Linked DNA regions of Homo sapiens: region 2 is linked to region 1. A link is a loop called in an ENCODE intact Hi-C map of the cell type or tissue named here. Cell type or tissue: dorsolateral prefrontal cortex. All regions are shown on one strand. Each heading gives the region's core, and the rest is flanking DNA. Links, peaks and the distances in the headings are about the cores only.

Region 1 (11,394 bases), core at 3,475-5,974:
TGGTCTCCAAATGGGTCAACCTTTTCCATTTAATGTGCAGTGCACATGCCCCTGGGGCCTCCCGGTCCCTTAGATCTCTTAGATCTCCATGCTCTTGGCTCAGACCCACAACTCATGACCTGCAGGAGCCCAGAGTCCTCCGGAGATTTCTGTGGATTCCTGGGAGGAGGCAGGGGTGGCTAACATTATATAGGCCTCTCAATTTTTCTGCATCTTGGGGCAGGAACTTGGTCCCCAAAATGGTGCATGAAGTATTTTTTGTGAGGACTTGGTTGTGGAGAGTGGTCACAGAATGCACTGCGGATAAAACAATGAAAACATGCATGTTTGATACTTCCACTCTTAGAAAACGGTTCAGCCATCCAGCCATGAGTTGGGGATGCGGAGCGATACTCTGTCTTTGTTAAATATTTTTAAACATAAACGCTGCCTCTAGGGAGGGGAACTGGGTGAGGAGGAACAAGGAGCCAGAATACATATCTTTTTAACTTTCTGGATTTTGCACTATTTACACATATAACTATTATGCATGCATGCATACACACATATACCGTATCCCATGTATATTTATGATATCCCTTATGCTGTCTCCCTGCTTCATCTGCAATGTCCTAGCCCCTGCTCTCTGCTGAACCAATCTTTCAAGGGCTGACTTCAAAGAGTTTTCTCTTCTCATCTACTCAAGCCCTCATCTCTTCTATCCTCTCTGAACCCTGAGAGAATTTCCAGTGGGTCTTGCTAAGCCTGGGATCCACTCACAAACTGCCTCACAGTGTAACTCCGTTTCCTGAGAGCAGCGCTTGCCTCTAGTCATTTCTCCTTGGTGGAGACTCAGCACGTAGCTGAGTGAATGAATGAGAGGGAGAGGCAGAACGCGACAATTCCTAAGGAAAAGGGCACTGCTAAAACAAAATGCCCTTTGGAGCCTGCATGAAGCAGCTGGTATAAGCTCTCCCTACTCCCAGAACCAGTTGGAATGACGGAAGTGAGAAGCTGTCTGTCATGGAGCCCATTACTGTCTCTCTTCTGTTGTTATGAGAAGGCCAGTGGGTCTCTTCCAGGGGATGCATGTTGGACAAAGCCCCTCCAATAGGAACATGTAATTCTATGGACAAGCATGGGCTAGGTGTCTGAAATGAAGACTTTACCATTTTCTAAAAAAAAGATTAAGCAGAAAATATCCTATGAAATGAATAGTCTTACCCAAACCTTTCCTCTAAATAAGAACAAAGATAGCAAGTGAGAGAAAAAGGCCAAGGAGGCGAGAAGATGGAACAAAGGGAAGGTGAGAAGACCCCAAGGACAGAAGTCCTTCATTAAAAAGGCACTTTCCCTGGGTCGTGCAGGAAGACCACTCCTCTGTTTTGACAATAAAGCCCCAAAAGAAGAAGAGCACCCCCTCCCTACAGCTGAGCACCCTCTCGAGCAGGAAAGGTAGGGAGATTCCATTTCCCCTGAAGACCTAGACCTGGACCTCTCCTCCGCCATCATTTCCCACAGCCCCTTCATCTTTAAGTCCTGGGGCATCTCCCCACACTGAAACCTGGATGTCTGCTCTCGTAGCCTAACATAAAGTTTCATCTCTTTTAATGTTCAACCCCCCATCTGCCTGGGACTAGCAGAATAGCTGTCAGCCGCCCAGGTCTCCCTCCACCATGTCTGGGCATCTCCGAGGGATTTCATCATGCATCCCCTTGTAACTCCTTTCTCCAGGATGTGCTTTTCCCATACAGATTCACTGCAAGTGGGGACGTGACCCCCAGCCCCACCCCATCATTGATTCTGGAAACTTAATTCCCCAGCCCAGAGCAGATGGTGATGCTTCCTGAATATTTGGGGCATAACAGAAGTGGCTCACTATGTTCTTCCTGGAGCCCGCAGGCCCTAAAACCCCAGCCTCAGGACCACATCTAGCTCCTCTCAAGCTGTCCCATCTCAGCAAGAATCCTTCGAATAGACCAAACCAACCCTGGGTCTATACCCCCATCCCCTTTACACCAGAAAGCAGGAAGCATTGCCCCTGTCTCCTGGCCTAAGGCCTGCTCATGCTGCCCCAGGAAAACTGGCCCTGAAAACCCCCAAGTCTTTCAAGAGCAACCCTCTCTCTGATTCACCAGGGCCCAGATAAGACAACGACACTATGTGACCTTGCACTTCCCACATTATACTAATATCAACATCATGTGGGCTGTGGAGGCAGAATAATGGTCTCCAAAGATATACACATCCTAATCCCCAGAGCCTGTGGATACATTAGGCTATGTGGCAAACAGGATTTAAGTTTTCAGGTGAAATTAAGCTTGCTAGTTAGCTGACCTTGCGATGGGAAGAGTACCCTGGACTATCCAGGTGGGCCCAATCTGACCACAAAGGTCCTTAAAAGTAGAAGAGGCGTCAAGCGCCATGGCTCACACCTGTAATCCCAGCACTTTGGGAGGCCAAGGCAGGCGGATCACCTGAGGTCAGGATTTCGACACCAGCCTGACCAACATGGTGAAACCCCATCTCTACTAAAAATACAAAAATTAGCTGGGTGTGGTGGTGCACGCCTGTAATTCCAGCTACTCGGGAGGCTGAGGCAGGAGAATTGCTTGAACCTGGGAGGTGGAAGGTGTGGTGAGCTGAGATCACACCACTGCACTCCAGCCTGGGTGACAGAGCGAGATTCCGTTAAAAAAAAAAAAGTAGAAAGCAGAAGACAGAGTTAGAAAAAGACAGTGGAAGCAGAGCCAGAGACATAATGTGCTGCTGGCATTGAAGACGGAGAGGAGCCATGAGCCAAGGAATGTGGGTGGCCTTAGAACAGAGGAAAGAGTCTTACAGCTCCAGAAAGGACTGCATCCCTGCTGACACCTTGACTGTGGTCTTGCAAGAACCAAGTCAGACTTCTGACCTACAGTGCTGGGAAATAATACATTTGTGTTGATTTAAGCCACTAAGTTTGTGGTAGTTTGTTGCAGCAGCAAATAGGCACCTAATACATGGGGGATACGAATAATTCAGTCTAAGTAGTCACTTCAGGAAAACTTTTCACCAGTTCTTCAACATTTAACATCACACTCTGCAGTTGCCACACTCAGGTATGACATCTTCCCCAAATCAACTTGCTTTACTTTGGCTTGACTAGAGGGTTTATCTTGGTAACTTCCTTGAAAACAAGGGAATCTGTGCCAACATTAAAGTGTCCATATCCAGAAACCCAAATGACAAGTTCCTTTTGCCAACGGTCCCCAAATGGCAGTGCCTTTGCTAAAATAACACACACTTTAGGTTGTTTTTCTCTAGGCACCCTGATACATCACAGCTATTTCTCCAAGTCATCTTCCCCGCATTCCCATTGCCACCATTGAGGTTCAGGCCAGCTTGTCACTTGCTTGAAGAATTGCCTTGCCCCAACTTTATTCCATTCTCAACACTAAAGTTGGAAGGCTCTTTCTAGAGTCTGATCAGCCTTCTGTTTGTAAGCATCAAAGACAGCCCACTGCTCTTAGGATAAAGTACACAACGCCCATGGCCTTCAGGGCTCTGTATGATTTAGCCCCTGGCCCTGTCTCCAGCCTCGTTTCCAGGACATGGAGAACCAGCATCAGCGTGCTTCAATCAAACATGCAGCCTCTGAGCACTTGACTGTCAAGCTGTGGAGTGGGTGGTGCAAAGCAGATTGCAATGGTTTTGTGGAATCCGGTCTGTGGGGCATAGCTCTAGCTGTTAAGGGTTGAATTGTATCCTCCCAAAATTCATATGTTGAAGTCCCAACTTTCAGTATCTCAGCATATGACCTTATTTGGAAAGAGGGTTGCAGATGTAGTTAGCTAAGATGGAGTCACACTAGAGTAGGGTGGGCCCCTAATTCAATATGACTGGTGTCCTTATGGAAAGGAGAAATTTGGCCACAGACAGGCATATGAGGGGCACACCACGTGGAGATTGGAGTTATGCTGCCAAGGGCCAAGGAACTACCTGAATCCCAGAGAGAGCCCTGGAACAGATCCTTCCCTAGCACCTTCAGAGGCAGCACGGTCCTCCCGACACCTTGGTCCTGGACTTCCAGTCTCCAGAACTGTGAGACCTTACATTTCTGTTGTTCTAAGTCACCCAGTCAGTCATACTTTGTTGCAGCAGCCCCAGGAAACTAATCTGGTTGAAATGTGGATACCAAAGTAGGGCTATGGGAGAGTAGCGAAGCTCGCATTTTCAGAGGTCCACAAAAATTATTAAAGTGAAGAATGAGAGTCGCTGCTCTTTATACAACATCATACTGCTTCTCAATTTCATGAAAACAAGTTGCTAAGAAGAATTTGTGAAAGGGGTGGGATCAGTCAGTTTGCCTTCTATGGGCCAATTTTGTTCTCCTCCTGAGAGATACTGCGGAGGACTCAATAACAACTCAATATTCTCAAAACATCAAACTTTCTGATGAGAACAAAGCATGGCTTTAATCTCTTTACTTTGCTCCTGATTCTTCTGCACAGTTGACCCTGATCCTCATGTTCTTTTAATTAAGACCAAAACGGACTTGACTCCTCAGTCCCAGTTAACAAGAGGTGAGGTCGGCTTGGCATGTCTGTGTTCCAAAAACTGCCCTGAGCAAAATGTGTGTATGAGAAAAGGCTTTGCCAGGGAAAGAGCAAGCCCGAGCAGCCACCCACCCCTTCCCAGTCAGCAAGACTCTCTTCTATTTGGGACCCAGGAGGCTCATCTGCAGGCAGCTGAGCCATCTCTTGGGAAGAAGGAGAAGAATGGGCCACAAGAGCCCCACTTGGGATGGGAGAAGCTAAAATGAAGCGCCAGGAACTGGGCCAAGGACTCAAGTTAGACTTGCTTATGGGACCGCAATCCCTGAGGGTCCTATTGGTGAGGCTGATGTGGCAAAGGCCTGGCTTAGCGTGAAGAAAGAGGAGGGGGAGAGAGGAGGACAAAAAAGAAGTGAGGGAGAGACCAAAAAGAAAGATGGAGGGAATGAGCCATCCGGTGCCTGATCCAACAATATTTCATCTGCAGGATCCTCCGTCCTCATCAGTCTGGCCACTCAGGAGCGGGCTTGTGCCCAGGCAACGTTGGCTTTCCATGTAGAAGGATTAGCCCGTGCCAGGTAAGGACTTCAGTCAAGGCCAACCCACCCCCCAAATACCATCACAACCACCCTGACATTTGCCTCAATTTTCTTTATTATTTGTTCCTATGGATTAGATCTTTGTCTTGGTACAAAAGTTGCATCTGAGACTTCTTGAATGTTTGCATGTTCCAGGCACTGTTCTAAGTACTCTGCATGAATTAACTGATTTCATCCACAATAGCTTTGTGAGGTAGGTACCATTATCATCATCTCCATATATCAGATGAGGAAACTGAGGTGCAAAGTGGCAGAGTAACTTGCTCAGGGTCATAAAGCTGGTAAGTGGTAAGGCCAGAATTTGAACCCAGTCTGGCTGGCTCCAGAGTTCACATTTTTTCCATTGCACTACACTAATTCCCAAAATGAAATCCAGTACATCAGGAAATTTACCACCAGGGCTTTCTAAACCATGTGTTGCTCCCTAATTGGGGCTCTTACGCTGAGAGTTTGTTTTGAAGATAATTAATGAGAAACATTTGGAACCCTGGCCTCTGAGCACCTCTCTGTAGTCCTCCAAATGGGTTCACTAACAATTAGTGTTCACACTTTTGTGCCTACCCACACACAGCCCTGAGCTGTGACTATAAATCAATACGGTGGATTCCACAAGTCATAAAACTCAGTCCATTATTTTATAGTACAGTGTGTAAAGGCAGGTGATCTAATGGGCAAAGCTGTTATATCAATTACCATTACCTAATAATTTCTGGAAACCAAATTATAACATTGGATGATAGAAAAACTAGTCTGCTTGCCATTTGAGTTTACTGATACTTTTCTGTCAGTAAAAAGACTAAGCTTCTAAAAATCAGTGAGATTATGTAATAGTATTAATAACAAAAACAATAATAACAAATGTCACAAAAATAGCCCCCTCTTGGGCAACTATTACGTGTTAGAGTGGATTTCTGGATCTGGAAATTACCTGCTTCATTTGATACTTGAGGACACTAAGGCACAGAAGGAATAAAGATTAAAATAATTTACCCAAAGTCATCTAATTAGGTGAGTGGTTTTCAGTCCTAACTGTACATTAAAATCACCTACAGAAACATCCAAATCTAAATATGTAGATGTTTGGAGCCCACTTCAGAACAGCTGAGTCAGGACCTCAGGTGGGTGGGGTCTGAAGGGCAGCTGGGGTTGAGAGTCCCTGGACTGGTTAGCAACAAGAACTAGTAGCCAAGGGCCCTAATTCTCTGCAATGTTCTCTCTCCTACTCCCTGTGGGCTGCTTTCCCACTCTTACTCATTATTCCCAGGATATGCAAAAGAAGACAAACACATGGTCATATCTGTTTCACATTCATACACAAAATCTTCAAGCAACAGGCCAGGTGCAGAGGCTCACACTCGTAATCTCAGCACTTTGGGAGGCCGAGGTGGGTTGATCACTTGAGGCCATGAGGTCAAGATTAGCCTGGGCAACATGGTGAAACCCCGTCTCTACTAGAAATACAGAAATTAGCCAGGGGTGGTGGTGCACGCCTGTAGTCCCAGGTTGAGGTGGGAGGATCGCATGGAGCCTCGGAGGCAGAGGTTTCTGTGAGCCGAGATCACACCACTGTACTGCAGTCTGCGTAACAGAGTGAGACCCTGTCTCAAAACCAAAACAGAAAACCAAAACACAGAAACAAACAACCTTTAAGCAACATTTCCCTGTAAATGCATTGCTCCTAACTCTATTTCAGGTACTTACTATAGTGCACAAAAGTTGGCCCCTGGCTCTGTGCCATAGAAAGTGATGTCTTTCTTACAAGGAAGGGATCTCACTTCATTAAGTTTTCTATGCCAGATAACAAGCTCAGTTCCTTGCAAAAAATAGATGCTCAACAAATGTTTGTATTTAAAAGAGTAGAAAGGAGGGCATGGAAAAAGTTGCTAAGTGACCGAATGTATAGAAACAACTGGAATATTTTACTTGCTGAGGTCCAAGATAGTCTGAAGTTAAGTATTCCTGTCTATGTCAGGAAAGAGCATGTGTCAGAATCACTTAAGGGGCCATCAGGAAATCCTGGTCAATGGCACAGGTTGAACTGATGTGGGAAGTTCCCATTATGCTGCAAACCCATATAAAAGCTGGGTAAACTATAACAACAAAAAAATGTTACTTTTGTCGTTGTTATCGTTGCCATTTCATAGCCAAATTCTAAACTAAGTAAGAAAAACTCCTAGGTCCAAAAAGGAAGTAGAAACGCAAACTCATAAAATTGAGCAGGTGTTAAAAGCAAATGGTCCATAGGGATATCAGAAACCGGTGCTAGCATAGGTTTTAAAACCCACAGGAGCAGAGGATTAGGCCTCAGGCCTGCAGGTGATAAGAAGCTGAACGGACCTCTTTGAATAAAGCTAAAAGCCAGAAAGTAATCTTCCTTCCGGAAATAAGGACTAGAAGAACTCTGCCCACTGGTCTAAGGATGCATCAGGAAGTTGACCATCTGTCCAACATTGTGGGTGGTGAAAGAGTAGACCTCCAAAAATCAAACTTCCAAAATTGCACCCTGTGTGGGTGTTAGTCAGAATTCCTCCAAACCATAACTAAAGGAAGTTACAATTAAAAAGTAAACATAAAAATTATCTAAGAATGAACGCAGCAAAGGCAAATAATGAACCAAATGACACATATGCCTGCACAGTACAGCCTCATGGGACACAGCAGGAAACTATTTCTCCTGAAGATGAGCTCATGGTAAAATATCTCTAATTCCATGAAAAAAGGAATTATCTTAAAATACCGTCAACAGATGAAATAGTTGGGAAAATTTACACCCTATAAATTACAGCAATGGAACAATATGAAAAGGTTTTTAAATGGGTATGTTTAAGATATTCAAAAAGAAAGGAAAAATAAAACATACAAAAGCAATATTAGGACATTATGAAAAAGAATATGCAAATTCAAGAAAGCACCATTTTGGTATATTATATACACCTGAAAAATATAGTAAGCAATGACTGGGAAACAATGATGGAACACATTAAGTGGTTGAGACTAGAGAAATCAATAGTCTTCCTATATAAAAGCAATAACCCCTGAGAACATATAATAACAAGGAGACCTCATTTATAATAGCTGCAACAACAAAAACACAAAATATTTAGTAATAAACAAAGAAATATTTAAGATCTATATGAAGAAAACTTTAAAATGCCACTTAGGGATGCAAAAAACTTGAAAAAATTGTAAAGACTAACCCTGTTTTTGCATATTTAGCTCTGACATAAGAAAAATGCTAATTACCCCTAAGGTAATATATATGTACAATTTTTAAAACATCAACAGAATTTTCATTTAATTACATACCAACTTTAAACTTCATTTGAAAAAATAAACAAGAATAGACTGAAAAGCAGAAGTATTAAGGGAGAACTAACCCTTCCAGATATTGACATATATTAATCTATAATAATAAAAATTAATGCGGTTCTAGAGCATAAATACACAAATAGATTAATGAAACAGAATAAAAAGCAAATTAAACACAAACACCTATGAAAATTTAGTATCTGATAAGAATAAAATTTAAAATCATTAAGGGAAAATGATACTGGGCCAAGGAATGGGTTGTCTGAAATGAAAAATTTGTTGGTTGGCTTAAGGAGGACTAGACATTACAGAAAACAAGAACAGTGAACTTTAGGCATAACAATTGAAACTATCCAGACTAAAGCATAGAGAAAAAAATAAGCCTTAAAAAATAAACACAGCCTCAGTGACTTGTGGGATAATATGTGCAAATGGAGTCTCAGGAAAGGTAAGGGTGGGCTGGGGGAATTAAGAAATAACATTTGAAGAAATAATGACCAAAATTTTTCCAAATTTGATGAAAAGATACACCCACAGTTTCAAGAAGTTCAGCAAAACTGAAGTGAGATAAAGACAAACACACTAAAATGCATTATAATCAAATGGCTGGAAATCAGTAACAAAGATGAAACCTCAAAGGCAGCCAGAAAACACACACATGCACACACTATATATATGAACAAAGCTGAAAATTTGACTAACTTCTCATTAGAAACAATGAAAGCCAAAAGAAAATTAAATGACATCTTTAAAGTGCTGAAAGAAAAAAAACTATTAGTCGAGAATTTGTATCCCAAAAAAATCCCTCAAAAATAAAGACAAAAATTAAAAACATTTTAGGCAAACAAAAGCTGAGTGCATTCATTGCCAGCAGACCTGCACTAAAAGAAATAAAAGAGGATATTTTTCAAGCTGAAAGAAATAATATCAGATAGAAATTTGGATCTGCAAAAGGAATAAGGAAAAACAGAAATGATAAATATGTGATTAAATATAAAATACTTATTTCTAATTTTTAAACTTATTTTAAAAGACATTTAATTGTTAATAACAGTGTATATGGGCCTTACAACATATGCAGAAATAAACTGTATGACGATGATAATACAGAAGACTGGAAGGGAGAAGTAGAAATATGCTGCTGTCAAGTGGTATAATATTATTTGAAAATAAGTTGTGATAAGTTCAAGATTCATATTGTAAACTGTAGAATGACCCTATGAAAATAGTTTTTAAAATGAGCTATGGCCAATAAGCCAACAGCAGATAGAATATTAAAAATACTCAATAAATCCAAAAGAGGGTAGGAAAAGATGAAGGAACAAAGATCAATTGAGACAGATAGAAAACAAATAGCATATTTGAACCCAACTATATTAATAGTTGCATTAAATACAAATGGTCAAACACTCAAATTAAAAGGCAGAGATTGTCAAACTAGATAAAACAGTGAGACCCAACAAGTGTTATCTGCAAAAAAATCTACTTTCCCACTTTAAATACAAAAATTCAGAAAAGTTAAATGCTGGAATAGAAAAAGATATACTAGATAAAAAATAATAGGAAAATGGAAATGGCTATATTTATGTCAAATGAAATGGATTTCAAGACAACGATTATTGTCAAAGATGAAAGAAACATTTCATAGCAATACATAATAATACATCAAGAAGGCATAAGACTACATGAGTGTACATCCAAAAACAGAACTTCAAAAACTTCATGTAAAGCACAAACAAAACTGAAAGAAGAAATATAAAATGTTAATACTTCTGTCTTAGTAATTGATGCAAAAAGAAATCAGTAGCGATATAGAAGATATGAACCACAGTTGGTCTAAATAATATTTGTAGAACATGACACCCCAAACCAGCAGAATAATGCCTTCTTTTCAAATGGACATAAATATTCACAAGGATAGACAATTGCATTGGCCATAAAACAAGTCTGAATACATTTAATAGGATTGAAATTATACTTAATATACTCTGTAACCTAATTAAATTAGAAATTAATAATCCCCATGGGGTCTGTTATCATGGAGGAAAACCAAAGGAATCGATTGCTGGCAGGTATGCCCTAAAAAAAAAAAATGCTAAAGGATGTTCTTCAGGCTGAAGATAGACGATATCAGAGGAAAACCTGGAAATTAGGAAATGAAGAAAAAGCAACAGCAGTATAGTAAATATCTGTGTCAATAAATACTATTTCCCTCCTCTTCAGTTACTTAAATTGTGTATGACTACTGAAAGCAAAAATCATTAAATTATATAGTGGAGATTTCAATGTATGTAAATGTAAAGGAACCAATATGATTGGAAGAGTCTATACTTTAGTTGAAGTGGGAAAATACTACCTGTAAGTAGAATGTGGAACTTTAGGTATGTATACGGTAACCCCTAGAGCACCTATAAAATTTTTAAAAACAAACAAAGATATAGCCAGGAAGCCAGTAGCTAAATTGAGATGGAATGCTAATTATTCAAACAAACATTAAATAATATTAAATGTTCAAATAATCCAAAATAAGGTATGAAATAGAAAACAGAAGAACAAAAATTAGAGGTGAAAACAGGATACAAGATATATCTTTAAATATATTCTGTATTTATTCAGATAGGTTAAAAGTAAAAAGATGGAGAAAAATGTACCATACTGGAGTGGCTATGTTATTATCAAAGCAGATTTCAGAGATAAAGAGGGACATTTCATAATAATAAAGGGTTCAATTTGCCAAGAAGACATAATCTTAAATGCATATTCACCTAACAACAATATTTCAAAATATATGAAGCAAAAACTAGAAGAACTGAAAGGAGAAACAGACAAATCCATAATTATAGTTGGAGATGTTAACACTCTTCCCTTGGTAATCAATAGAAAAAGTAGACATAAAATCAGCAAGGTTATAGAAGACACGAACAACACTATCAACCAACTTTACCCAAGTAATTTTTTTGTTTTTGAGATGG
Region 2 (11,394 bases), core at 878-3,377, 200 kb before region 1:
TCCAGCCTTGAGTCTTAATGTGGGACTCCATCGTGTTGAGCTAGGAGGGTTCACAAAACTCACTTCCACAGAACAATTCCACTTAAATAAGGAAAACTGAATTAAAAAAATTTCAAGGACCAGGAAATAATAGCAATCCCTCAGCAAACTGACAGCCTTCTATTTTGGGATGATGGTGAAGTTTTCCTGAGCTGAAAGAATATAAAAATAAAAGAGCTAATGTCTATTGAGTGCTATGTATATAACAGAAACCATAATGAGCACTTTCCATGGATCAACTCAATCTTCACGATGGTCCTATGAGCTAGATCTATTGTCATCCTCATTTTACAGATGAGAAAATTGAGGCAAAAGTATTAGGTAATTTGCCTAAGGTTAGCTGGCATGTAAGAGAAGGAGCTGAAATTTATATCTAGCTGTCTTATTCCAGAGCCCATCTGTGAAGCATGATGCTATATTACCTCTCCTGAAATAGATCTCACTTGCTGGAGTGCCTAGTAACCTATTCTGACACCGTTATACCCTATACAGAACTTTCAGGGAGAATTTTCATGGTAATTCTGACCAGAGGCAGGGCTATTATCCCACCAGCAGCTCAGTCCACCCAGAAAGATCCCAAGGAATGGAGCAGCAGGAAGTTCTGAAATTTAAAACCCTCTCCGGGCTGGGCACAGTGGCTCACGCCTGTAATCCCAGCACTTTGGGAGGCCGAGGCGGGCAGATCACAAGGTCAGGAGATCGAGACCATCCTGGCTAACATGGTGAAACCCCGTCTCTACTGAAAATACAAAAAAATTAGCCAGGCATGGTAGCGGGCGCCTGTAGTCCCAGCTACTTGGGAGGCTGAGGCAGAAGAATGGCATAAACCTGGGAATCGGAGCTTGCAGTGAGCCGAGATTGCACCACTGTACTCCAGCCTGGGTGATAGAGTGAGACTCCGCCTCAAAAAAAAAAACAAACCAAAAACCCTCTCCGGATGTTTGCATCTGTCTCTCTGCAGTTGGGAGACATGCCATACCTGTCCTGATTGGTGTCACAGGAGTCCCCAACCAGATCATTATCCACATCAGACTGCAAAGAGAACAGCACATGTTATTTATTCCTGGGCCTGCATGTACCGAATGTTCCAGAGAAGGCAGACCTCACCCATCATCATTGGATTTGGGGAATTATTTCTCTGGAACCGGGGTGGTGCAAAACTGCAAAAGGACAACACCATATTGGTGTAGGCACAATGCTGAATTTTCAAAAAAGCCTTCTAAAATATCAAGCTACATGGATGGGCTGCCCACACACCAGATGAGCTGATTGGAAAGGGGCGCTGGGGTAGCATGGTGGCAGGTGGAGGCATGGAACTCTGGCACGGGTCACAGGGAGCCAGCCATAGGCATGGGGAGAAGGCAGGTTGATTTTGCTTTGCTTCTGCAATTTGCAATTTGGCCAAAATCATGAGTGAGTCACAGAGGGCAACCATGACTCCCCTCTCTCAGGGCTTTAAAAATAAATGACACATCATACCCAATTATCCAGACAGGGAGGAGGAGTGAGAAGGGAGATGCAACACATCCCTGGCTGAACTTAATCTGAAATGTCCATACATAGGCTGTGTAGGGGTTTAGGGACTAAAGGGACACAAGGCTCCCAATGGTTAATTTCCATGCTCCGTTTTCCTTTCTGCAGGAAAAATACTTGTATTGAGCATCATGAAGTTCGTGTTACTAACCTCACAGGCAATCGACAGCCTGGGAGATAGTCCCTAGGGCTTCAGATCTTGTGTGGTGTTCATCCCACCATCTTCAGGCCCACAGTGTGTCATTTTTCCACCTCTGCTTTGTTAGGTAAGTGGCAACAGCTAAGAGGCTCTGCTGTTTTTCTAGACACCCGTCTTAAATGAGTCTTTGCATAGAGGAATTCAGCCTGGAGTTTGAATTCCCCAGTATCCTACTAACCTGGTTAGGGTTGCTGACATCAGGACAACTGTCACAGGCATCCCCCACACCATCACCATCCTTGTCCCGTTGGTCACGATTGGGAAATTTTGGGCAGTTGTCCAGAATGTTTTTTATTCCTGTGAGAAAGAAATGCTACCTTGAGTCAGGGGAATGTCACTGACTTCTTCTAGGTGCTGGAGAGATCAGGCGCATGGTGAGTCACTTCTGCCTGGGCCAGTGTCACACAGAGACTACCCTTTTCTGCAGTTATCCAGAGGTAGCTTCAAAGGACGGATTCTGGGAGACTTAAAAATGAACAGCTCTCAGAGGTATTTATCGACTGAATTCTAATTTGTCCAAGATGTCAAGGGCTATGATAGCAACCACGAGGAGGGGATCATGATGGCTGTATGGCTGACCCTGGAGAGGGAGGATCTCGTGGGTATCTGAGCTATGACTGAGACCCTAGGGCTCTAGGCAGTGTTGTGCTGGAGCTGGGTCCATTGTGTCCCTCTCTTTTCAGTTTTGTGTTTGATGATGTCACATTGGTAGCTTGAAATCAGCAATGAGGACAATGCGGAGTTACATCATGGAAACTGGAAAATGCTACCAACTAGGGCTTTCTGTGATTTGCTTACCAGCATATACCACTGGAAATGGGTCATCAGTTAGGCTTGCAGAAGGTGAGGTCATGTTTTAGGGGGGTGTGCATGTTCTGGAGTGGTGTATGTGTGTGTGTGTGTGTGTGTGTGTGTGTGTATGTGTGTGTTGGGGCAGGTGGTATTTCAAAAAGGTTTTTCCTTCAAGGGCCCACAATGGGATGTGTAGCCTGTGATGCATAGTCTGTGACCCTGCTCAATGCCTTCTCATTCAGTTCTCCACTTCTGGGTCTCTCACATGTAGAAAGGATAGTGGAGAGTGAGGACAGGTAGAAATGGGAAGGGAGATACCCCATAAAGACACACTCTGACAAGACACTGCTTGAAGGGGTCATACAAAGTTTCTGGCAATGATACAGAGTCCTGGAAACATCCAGAGCCATTAGGTAGTGGAGTGGGCTGTGGGGTCTCCTTCCATAGACACAAGTCCACCTTGGGTCTTCCAGATGCAGGCCACAATGAGCCACCCACAGCTGGAAGGCTCCGAATCAGTCATTCTATTCCTACTCTCTCAGAGAACAATGGAACAAGGTCAACTGAATTCCAAATAAAAGACAAAAGCAAGATAAATCTACCATCTCCATCCATGTCATCATCACAGGCATCTCCTCTTCCATCCCCATCGGTGTCTTTCTGGTCGTTATTTAAGACACTCAGGCAGTTATCACAGGCATCCCCAAAGATATCTTTATCGCTGTTCCTTTGGTCCACATTATGAATCAGGACACAGTTATCCTAAAAGATGAAAGGACAGAACATCACTCAGACTTTTACTAAATCCACTTCCTCCATTGTTGTGAAGCATCAGCACTCTGGTGGCCCAAGTTTGTCAGTTTTATATTTCAAACATCTGTGAATCTTATAGGGTAAAAAGCTGCAGTGCTGTGGAATGCAGGCATGGAAACTAACATTTGGGATGATTCATATACATAGTTGACATCACAGGCTTTCTCCCATCATCCCTGGTACGTGGCAATTCACAGGCCCTCCCAGCGAAGCAGGTACCTGCTCATTCAGGATCCCATCTCCGTCAGCATCCTCGTCACAAGCGTCGCCAATGCCATCTCTGTCTGCATCTTCTTGGCCAGAATTTGGCACATATTTGCAGTTGTCCTTAGGGGGAAAATGCAGTTCCGAGTGACATCCTACATTTGTGTTAAGCCAGTAACTGTTTCTGACCTCAAGACACTGTGGCTTTATTGTTGGTGGCTGTTTCACTTCCTCTGAGATGCAGCTACTTTACAAGTACAATTTTAAATTAGATCCACAGAACCTCTCCCCATAGAAGATGTGACTTTGGAAAGCCACAGTGCATGTGTGCCTACTGCCACCCCACACCCCTTACCTTTTTACAGTTCCTGGCAGAGCATGGCAGTTCTTCGTCGGGGTAACTGTCGATGTCCACATCCTTTCCACAGATATAGCCATCTCCAGCCCAACCGACTCCACACTGTAAAGGGAAAGCCCATCAGAGGCCTGGGAAGCTGAGCCTGGCAGGAAGCTGGTGGCTGACAAGGGCCTCTCTGCTCCTTTGCTCAATCCCAGGGGGAGGGCCCAGAGTCACTCAGCCTTGTTGGGTGGGGCTTAGAAACTATTTAATTGCACTTGAATAGTGTAATGGTTCACTATTCAAAGATATAAAGGGAGACTCAGAGAGAAAACTCTCCCTCCCACTCCCACTTCCAGGAACAGGCAGAGCAGCAGAAGGGAGATGGGAGGAGGGGACCCAGAAGGTCACAGGGAACTGGAAACGCAGAGGGAGAGAAAGCTGACCTGGGACGGGAGGTAAAGGAAGGAAGAGGGAGAGAGTCTGAGGAGCAGAGTCTGGGCCAAGGGAAATCAGACTTATGTGAGCACAGGTTAAATTTCCTGGCCTCACCACCCAAAAGCTTTCAGACCAGTGACTTCCTCAGCCACAGCCTGCTTATTCTCAATCATCTGTGCTCTCCCTCTGCAACCAGGATTTAGGAGGCAGAACTCCAGAGAGACCCTCCCGGGCTCCTGGTTCCTGCTCACTTGCCCCAGCAGGGCCTTTGGAAGGCCTGGAAGGCTGATCCACGAGGCTGATCCTTGACTCACTTTAATGAGGAAAAAATGTCCTCTAGGAACAAATACATTTTTAATGAGCTATTTTCTGGCAGATTCAATTATTTTAGTAGTCACGCCAAGTTTATTAATCCTTTACCATCTGTCGTTGTGCCTTATTACAAATTCAAAAACATATTAAGAGCCCCATCACCCATCATCCCAGGGGAGTTGTCAATTTGTTCACAGAAAATGGGGATTTCAACAGAGATATACACTTGTTTCTCAATGACTGCTTTTTGGTAATAAACAAGCCCAACCATGAGGAATTCAGGAAATTGCTGGGGTTATTCCCCCTCTGATACACCACATTCTTCCATCTGACCTTGTTACAGAATATCTGTATTGCCAAGGAGGGCTGACTTCATTATATTTATTTATTAACTCATTTTTGACTCTTATTTTTCCTATTTGAAAAGTGGTAGGCTCATTGTGGAAAATTGTGTATGCATAAAGATAAAGAAGCATAACTTTGAGATAAAGATGGAAAAGGGCTCCGAGAATCCATCTTGCTACTCAGGGGTGATCACTGTGAACCAGTGACCCCAGAGTCTGACGGGCCACCGGCCGAGGGCCTGGCATCCCAGGAAGTGCAGAGGAGGGGGGCAGCTGAAGTCTGCTGATTTTTCAGTGCCTAGGATCCCCAGGACTTTGGATCCTTGGATTTGGGAATGGATGGCAGGCTGAGGACTCTGGATCCTTGGACTTGGGAATGGATGGCAGGCTGAGGACTCTGGATCCTTGGATTTGGGAATGGATGGCAGGCTGAGGACTCTGGATCCTTGGATTTGGGAATGGATGGCAGGAGCATGCCCTCTCCTTCACATAGGGCCCACTACAAGCTCAGCATGGGACCCATGTCAGGCCCTGCTGTGACTGCTCTACTCTCTTCCCAGCCTCCCCTCCCCAGACCAGCTCCGTGGCTGGAGAATGCACAGGAAGCGTGACCATTCATGGAGCTGTCCCTGATTGGAGTGGAGGTAGACATACAGCATGGCGCCGTCTGGCCCTGCCAGTCACCTGCCAAAGACGGAAGGTTTCTCCCGGAGGGACTATGACAGTCCCCACCTCTACACGATGGCCCACCCCCAACAGGAGCGTCAAGGCAGACAGACTCTGGAAGTTGTAAGGATGAGGACAGTTAGAGATGACAGCAGGTATGTTGTCATTATACAGGCAGGTAGATGGGGCAGAAGAAGGAAAGGGGAGAAGAATGTTCCTTCACCTCCCTGCTGCTGGCTTCTGGGCCTTTCCATAGAAGGTGCTTGGGAGCTGGGGCTTCACCGGAGGCTCTGGCATCCAGGTACCCAAGTGGACAGGGTTGCCCCCCAGCCAAGAGGGAGAGAAAAGGCAGCTGATGGTTAGATGGATGTCAGGCTGCTCCCCACAAACTCGGTGGACCCTGTTCCTATTACACTCCATGCTCATTTAATTGCAATGCTTTCATTTTGGAGTACTTTTACCCTGAAGCACATAGAAACTGGAGAGAGGTGGTGTTAAAAATGGAAGAGGAAAAATGATAGAGGAAGTCAAAAAACAACTTACCACACATGTCACATCCCCCTGCCTCTCTTCAATGCACTGGGCATTCACACTGCAAGGGTTCAGCTCTGGGTTTCTGCAGTTTCTTTCCGCTTTGCATCCCCTTATCTGATCACCAGTATACCCCGGCTTACAAGGCCCACAGCGGTAAGATCCCTGCAAGGAACAAAGATCAGGTGATGAGCTGAAAGCTGTGGGCAAAGGTACAGTTTGAGCAAAGGTACAGTTATTGTGTATATTTTCACAGGTACTCATTGCTGGCAGGAATCAGGCATCAGATCCATGCCTTCTTCTTTGCTTACATGTAAGATCATGTGAATGTTGATGAAAACACCATCAGACTGGAGGCTGCGTCCGGCCACTCAGACAAAGAAGGAATAGAAGTGAAGGAAGAAGGCTGGACTGTGAACCAATGACACTGAGTTGCCCGCGCCACCGTGGAGGGCATAGGGGACAGGTCAAAAGTTCCAGTGAAGTCCTGGGAGGTGGTGTGAGAAGTTTACTCTGGGGACAGGGAGATGATCTGCTTAAAAAGCAAGTTAATTTTTCTTATTGCTGTTCCTTTGGCTCTTTTACAATGGAATGACAAAGGAATGGGTGCACAGAGAAATGCTGGTGGCCTGCATTGAGAATTTCTGATGAGGTAGGCTGAGAAACTGACAAATGAGCTGTCAGCTCCGCTGCAATGACACTTCAGGGGCCAGGTTTTTTTAGCTTTTATATATATAATATATATTATCACACTGCACACTATATATGTAATAAATATTATACAATATGTTTAAAAAATGAAAATTAAAATTTTCATCTTTATTGAGGTATAATTGACAAAACTGAATATATTTAAAGTGTGCAGTGTGATGATGTGATATACGTATACATTGTGAAATGATTACCACAGTCAGTTAAGTAACACATCCATCAACTGACATAGTTACCTTCCTTTTTTTCTTTTTCAGTGAGAACACTTAAGATCTGCTCTCTTAGCAGATTTCATATATATAATATAGTATTATTAACTACAGTCACCATGCTGTACATTAGATCTTTTTCATCTTATGCAGTTTTATTGGCATAACATTTACAGGTCGTAAAAGACATCCATTTGAAGTATATATATTGTTTAATGATTTAAGTCACTCACAACCTCTTAGTTGCCAAATCCAATGCATGCTTTCCAATGACTTGTCTCGATCTTTCAGCCTCCCTGGCTGTGCTATCAGTTCGCTCCTTTTTCTGGCTTCTGCTCTTTTTCCTTGGCCTAGTCCTTCGTTTTTGGGGTTTCCTGGAGTTCTATTTACTGTCTACTTTCCTTCTCTCTAGGTGGCTCAGTTATTACCTTTACACCAAGATCTCGCAAATCTATTTGCAGACTACTTTGTCCTGGTAAAAGCTGAGAAGCAATAAATCCCCATCTATTCCTAAGCAATATAGCATTGCGGAGAAGAACTCAGGCTCTGTAGCCAACCTGGAAGATGTGTGACCTTAGTCTAAATACGTAACATTTCTTTTTTTTCTTTTTGGAGACAGGGTCTCCCTCTGTCACCCAGGTTAGAGTGCAGTGGCGATCACAGCTCACTGTAGCCTCAAACTACTCTTGTACCCAAATGATCCTTCGGCCTCAGCCTCCTGAGGAGCTGGGACTATAGGCATGCTCCACCATGCCTGGACTTAATGATGTAATATTTCTGTCCCTCAGTTTCTTCAATTGTAAAATGGGGATAATAATAATCCCTGTTTATGAGGTTGTTGTGAGGATTAAAATAAGTGACTTGATAAATGTAAAGTGTTTTTACTTACAAGGAAACAAGGAACCTAGAGGCTGGATAACTTTCAAATAGTCATACACGTAATCAGTAGTTCTTTTCTTGATAGTCAACTCTGGTACATCTCTCATCTTGGACACAGTTTGACAGGAACTTTCAGAAATAAAACCCATATCTGAATACTTAAGTTATAGGCATCCCTAAGTGCTAAGCACTTTAATTTAATACAATGAAAAGTTTTGAAAAGTTTTTTTTTTTTTTTTTTTTTGAGAGGGAGTCTTGCTCTGTCGCCCAGGCTGGAGTGCAGTGGTGCGATCTCGGCTCACTGCAAGCTCCGCCTGCCGGGTTCATGTCATTCTCCTGCTTCAGCCTCCAGAGTAGCTGGGACTACAGGCACCCGCCACCAGGCCCGGCTAATTTTGTTTTCTATTTTTAGTAGAGACGGGGTTTAACCATGTTAGCCAGGATGGTCTCGATCTCCTGACCCCATGATTGAAAGTTTTATGAAAATAAATAATGCCATTTGGGGATTGTGTAGTCACCAGTAAAATACTGAACTATTAATATAAACTACCAAGCTCTTCACAATTTTAAAATACAGGAGTAATAATTATTTACTCAATAAATAGTTATCTAATAGCCTAATATTGCAACTTTGATAGAAAATAAAGAACTTGGCACTTATAAAATTATTCTTACATAAAAATTACTTTTAAAATTACTCATATTAAACACTTTTTCAGCACAAACTTTTGCCTTTATTCTGCCAATCAAATATATTATGCCCACATGTTCTAGGTGTGTTTGGAAGCTATGATCTATAAACATACACTTGTTTTAATAACCGGTTCTGCTTTGATAACAACAGCTGTGAGAAATACTTACCAAAGTATTAACGCAGATCGAGTTGGGAACGCACGCTCCATTTCGACACTCATCAATGTCAGTGCAGACCTAGTGCAGAAAAGTTCAAAGAAAGTTTAGCGAGACATGCTGCTTAAATAGAAATGCAAATAAATCTCCTTTGTTTTGCTATCTTTGTGTGAAGTGAAGATGCGGAATTTCGGGTAGAATGGTAATCTGAGGGTTATTTGTGCCATCTCCCTTGCATTTGTACCAGTTTGTACTTAATCTAATTGCAAATGAGAATTGCTTTCATGGTATTGAAAGTTATTCAGAAAAGACAACTTGTATAATTCATCTGTTCCATCACCTTTTTAGGTTAGGAAAGTTTTATTTTTTTTTTTAATCTTGCTTGGGAATCAATGCAGTTCTCCTAAATGAGGATTCTTAGCTTTTTTCAATTCTGGAACATTCTCAGCTTCCCCCGACTGCTTTCTAGTCTTTCTTTGGAACTACAATTGGATGAATATCGAACTTTCTTGTTAATATCTTCTTTTGACTCCTAACCTCTTGTTTATATGCTCCATGTCGTTATTTCTCTGTGCTGCATTCTAGATGATTTCTTTAGGTTCACCTCCTAGCCCATGAACTCCCTGCTAAGCTGTGTCTAATCTGTTTTGCCCATCTATTAAGTTCAACGATTTTCCATTGATAAAAGTTTTATTTGTCTGTTTTACAAACTTATCTGTTTTTCTCACATTGCCCTATATTTTTTTGTTGTTGTTGTTGAGACAGGGTCTTGCTCTGTCGCTCAGGCTGGAGTGCAGTGGCACAATCACAGCTCACGGCAGCCTCGACCTCCCAGACTCAGGTGATCCTCCCACCTCAACCTCCCAAGGTTGCTGGGACCACAGGCATGCACCATCACACCCGGCTAATTTTTTTGTGTGTATTTTTTGTAGGGATGGGATTTTGCCATGTTGCCCAGTTGGGGCATTGCCCTATTCTTTAAGTATGGTATTTATTTCTTTACCTTTTTATATTTACTTTGCATTTATCATGTTTCCTCATGGGAGTTTCTTTATATAAACTGCCATTTTTGTTTATAAGCATATCTTCAGTAGCCCAAATTTTGCCTGTGGGCATTCCATTGGCCCTGAATTTTGGCATGTCTTTACAGAGTGGTGTGCCTTTGACTTGAGTCAGAGCCCTGGGGATTTCACTTCTTCATGGCTGGTTATTATTTTAATTTTTTGGCTTGTGTTTCTGCATTATATGTATAACAGATTTGGAACTCATAACTGTATGTGGTACAAGTGTGGTGCTTTGATTTGCTGTAGGCAATTTTCATTTTTGTCAACCATGTATTAAAGCTAAAGAGCTTCTTTGTTGTTTCTTAGGGCTACTAAAGGTTTCCTGTCTCCTTGTAATTGATAAGGTGGTTCTCTGAGGGTCCTGGACTTATGCAGGGGTGTTAGGCCTTTCCAAAGTTCCCAGACTACATTGCTGCATCCACTCCACACAGGTGGTAAAAGCCAGGTCCCTGTTACTAAGACCTGGACCCAACTCCCACCTCCCAGGATCTGCTGTGGCATCAGCTCTAGTCACAGTTCTGGCTTTGAGTTTTCTCTTTGTTTCTGGACACTGCGCCATTTCCTTTTATTTTCTTTGACTTTGGAATGCAGTAACATTTGCTGTTAAATTTAGCAAGGTGGCTCCCTTCCACTTCAGTTCTGTCTGCCTTGTTACTGGAAATCTATTGAGAAGTGCTCCTTACTACCTTACACCAAGTACCTTATGTTTCCTTGGTTTGTTCTTAGAGATTTTGTCTTTAGAGGACTCTTAACAGCTTCTTATCATTCCTATATGTCTAGCTGGCCTCCCTTTTCTAGTCTAAAAAATCATGCCCTCCAAGGACTTCATGATTAAAACACCTAAAGCAATGGCAACAAAAGCCAAAATTGACAAATGGGATCTAATTAAACTCAAGAGCTTCTGCACAGCAAAAGAAACTACCATCAGAGTGAACAGGCAACCTACAGAATGGGAGAACATTTTTACAATCTATCCATCTGACAAAGGGCTAATATCCAGAATCTACAAAGAACTTAACTTAAACAAATTTATAGGAAAAAAATCAAACAACCCCATCAAAAAGTGGGCAAAGGATATGAACAGACACTTCTCAAGACAGTTATGCAGCCAACAGACACATGAAAAAATGCTCACCATTACTGGCCATCAGAGAAATGCAAATCAAAACCACAATGAGATGCCTTCTCACACCAGTTAGAATGGCGATCATTAAAAAGTCAGGAAACAATAGGTGCTGAAGAGAATGTGGAGAAATAGGAACACTTTTACACTGTTGGTGGGACTGTAAACTAGTTCAGCCATTGTGGAAGACAGTGTGGCGATTCCTCAAGGATCTAGAACTAGAAATACGATTTGACCCAGCCATCCCATTACTGGGCATATACCCAAAGGCTTATAAATCATGCTGCTATAAAGACACATGGACACGTATATTTATTGTGGCACTATTCACAATAGCAAAGACTTGGAACC

Evidence for each region. Hi-C counts contacts between places; a loop is a spot of excess contacts. Peaks named below come from ENCODE experiments on the same cell type or tissue, not always from the same donor. Only the 100,000 strongest peaks of a DNase experiment are listed, where the experiment ranks them.
Region 2: it touches region 1 in a loop (4-fold over the local background); 63 of 110 quality-filtered maps call a loop at or near these places.

What each region holds. Positions count from the first base shown.
Region 1 is chr5:79,860,711-79,872,104 of GRCh38, reverse strand. All of the region lies in intron 1 of LOC105379048 (a long non-coding RNA gene), which reads right to left. Among named protein-coding and RNA genes, the nearest start is that of LINC01455, 70 kb to the left of the region's middle. In dorsolateral prefrontal cortex, for the core only: no CTCF peak of the experiment used is centred there; no DNase peak of the experiment used is centred there.
Region 2 is chr5:80,062,952-80,074,345 of GRCh38, reverse strand. THBS4 (thrombospondin 4) reads right to left here. Exons shown (of 22, transcript NM_003248.6): 9 at 8,869-8,937; 10 at 6,221-6,373; 11 at 3,936-4,040; 12 at 3,596-3,703; 13 at 3,166-3,325; 14 at 1,950-2,068; 15 at 1,019-1,071. THBS4-AS1 (THBS4 antisense RNA 1) reads left to right here. Exons shown (of 8, transcript NR_109930.1): 4 at 1,681-1,838; 5 at 2,123-2,260; 6 at 2,455-2,614; 7 at 5,572-5,832; 8 at 6,465-7,997. Among named protein-coding and RNA genes, the nearest start is that of THBS4-AS1, 15 kb to the left of the region's middle. RefSeq lists an enhancer at 2,958-4,157. In dorsolateral prefrontal cortex, for the core only: no CTCF peak of the experiment used is centred there; no DNase peak of the experiment used is centred there; H3K27ac peaks cover 1,758 bases.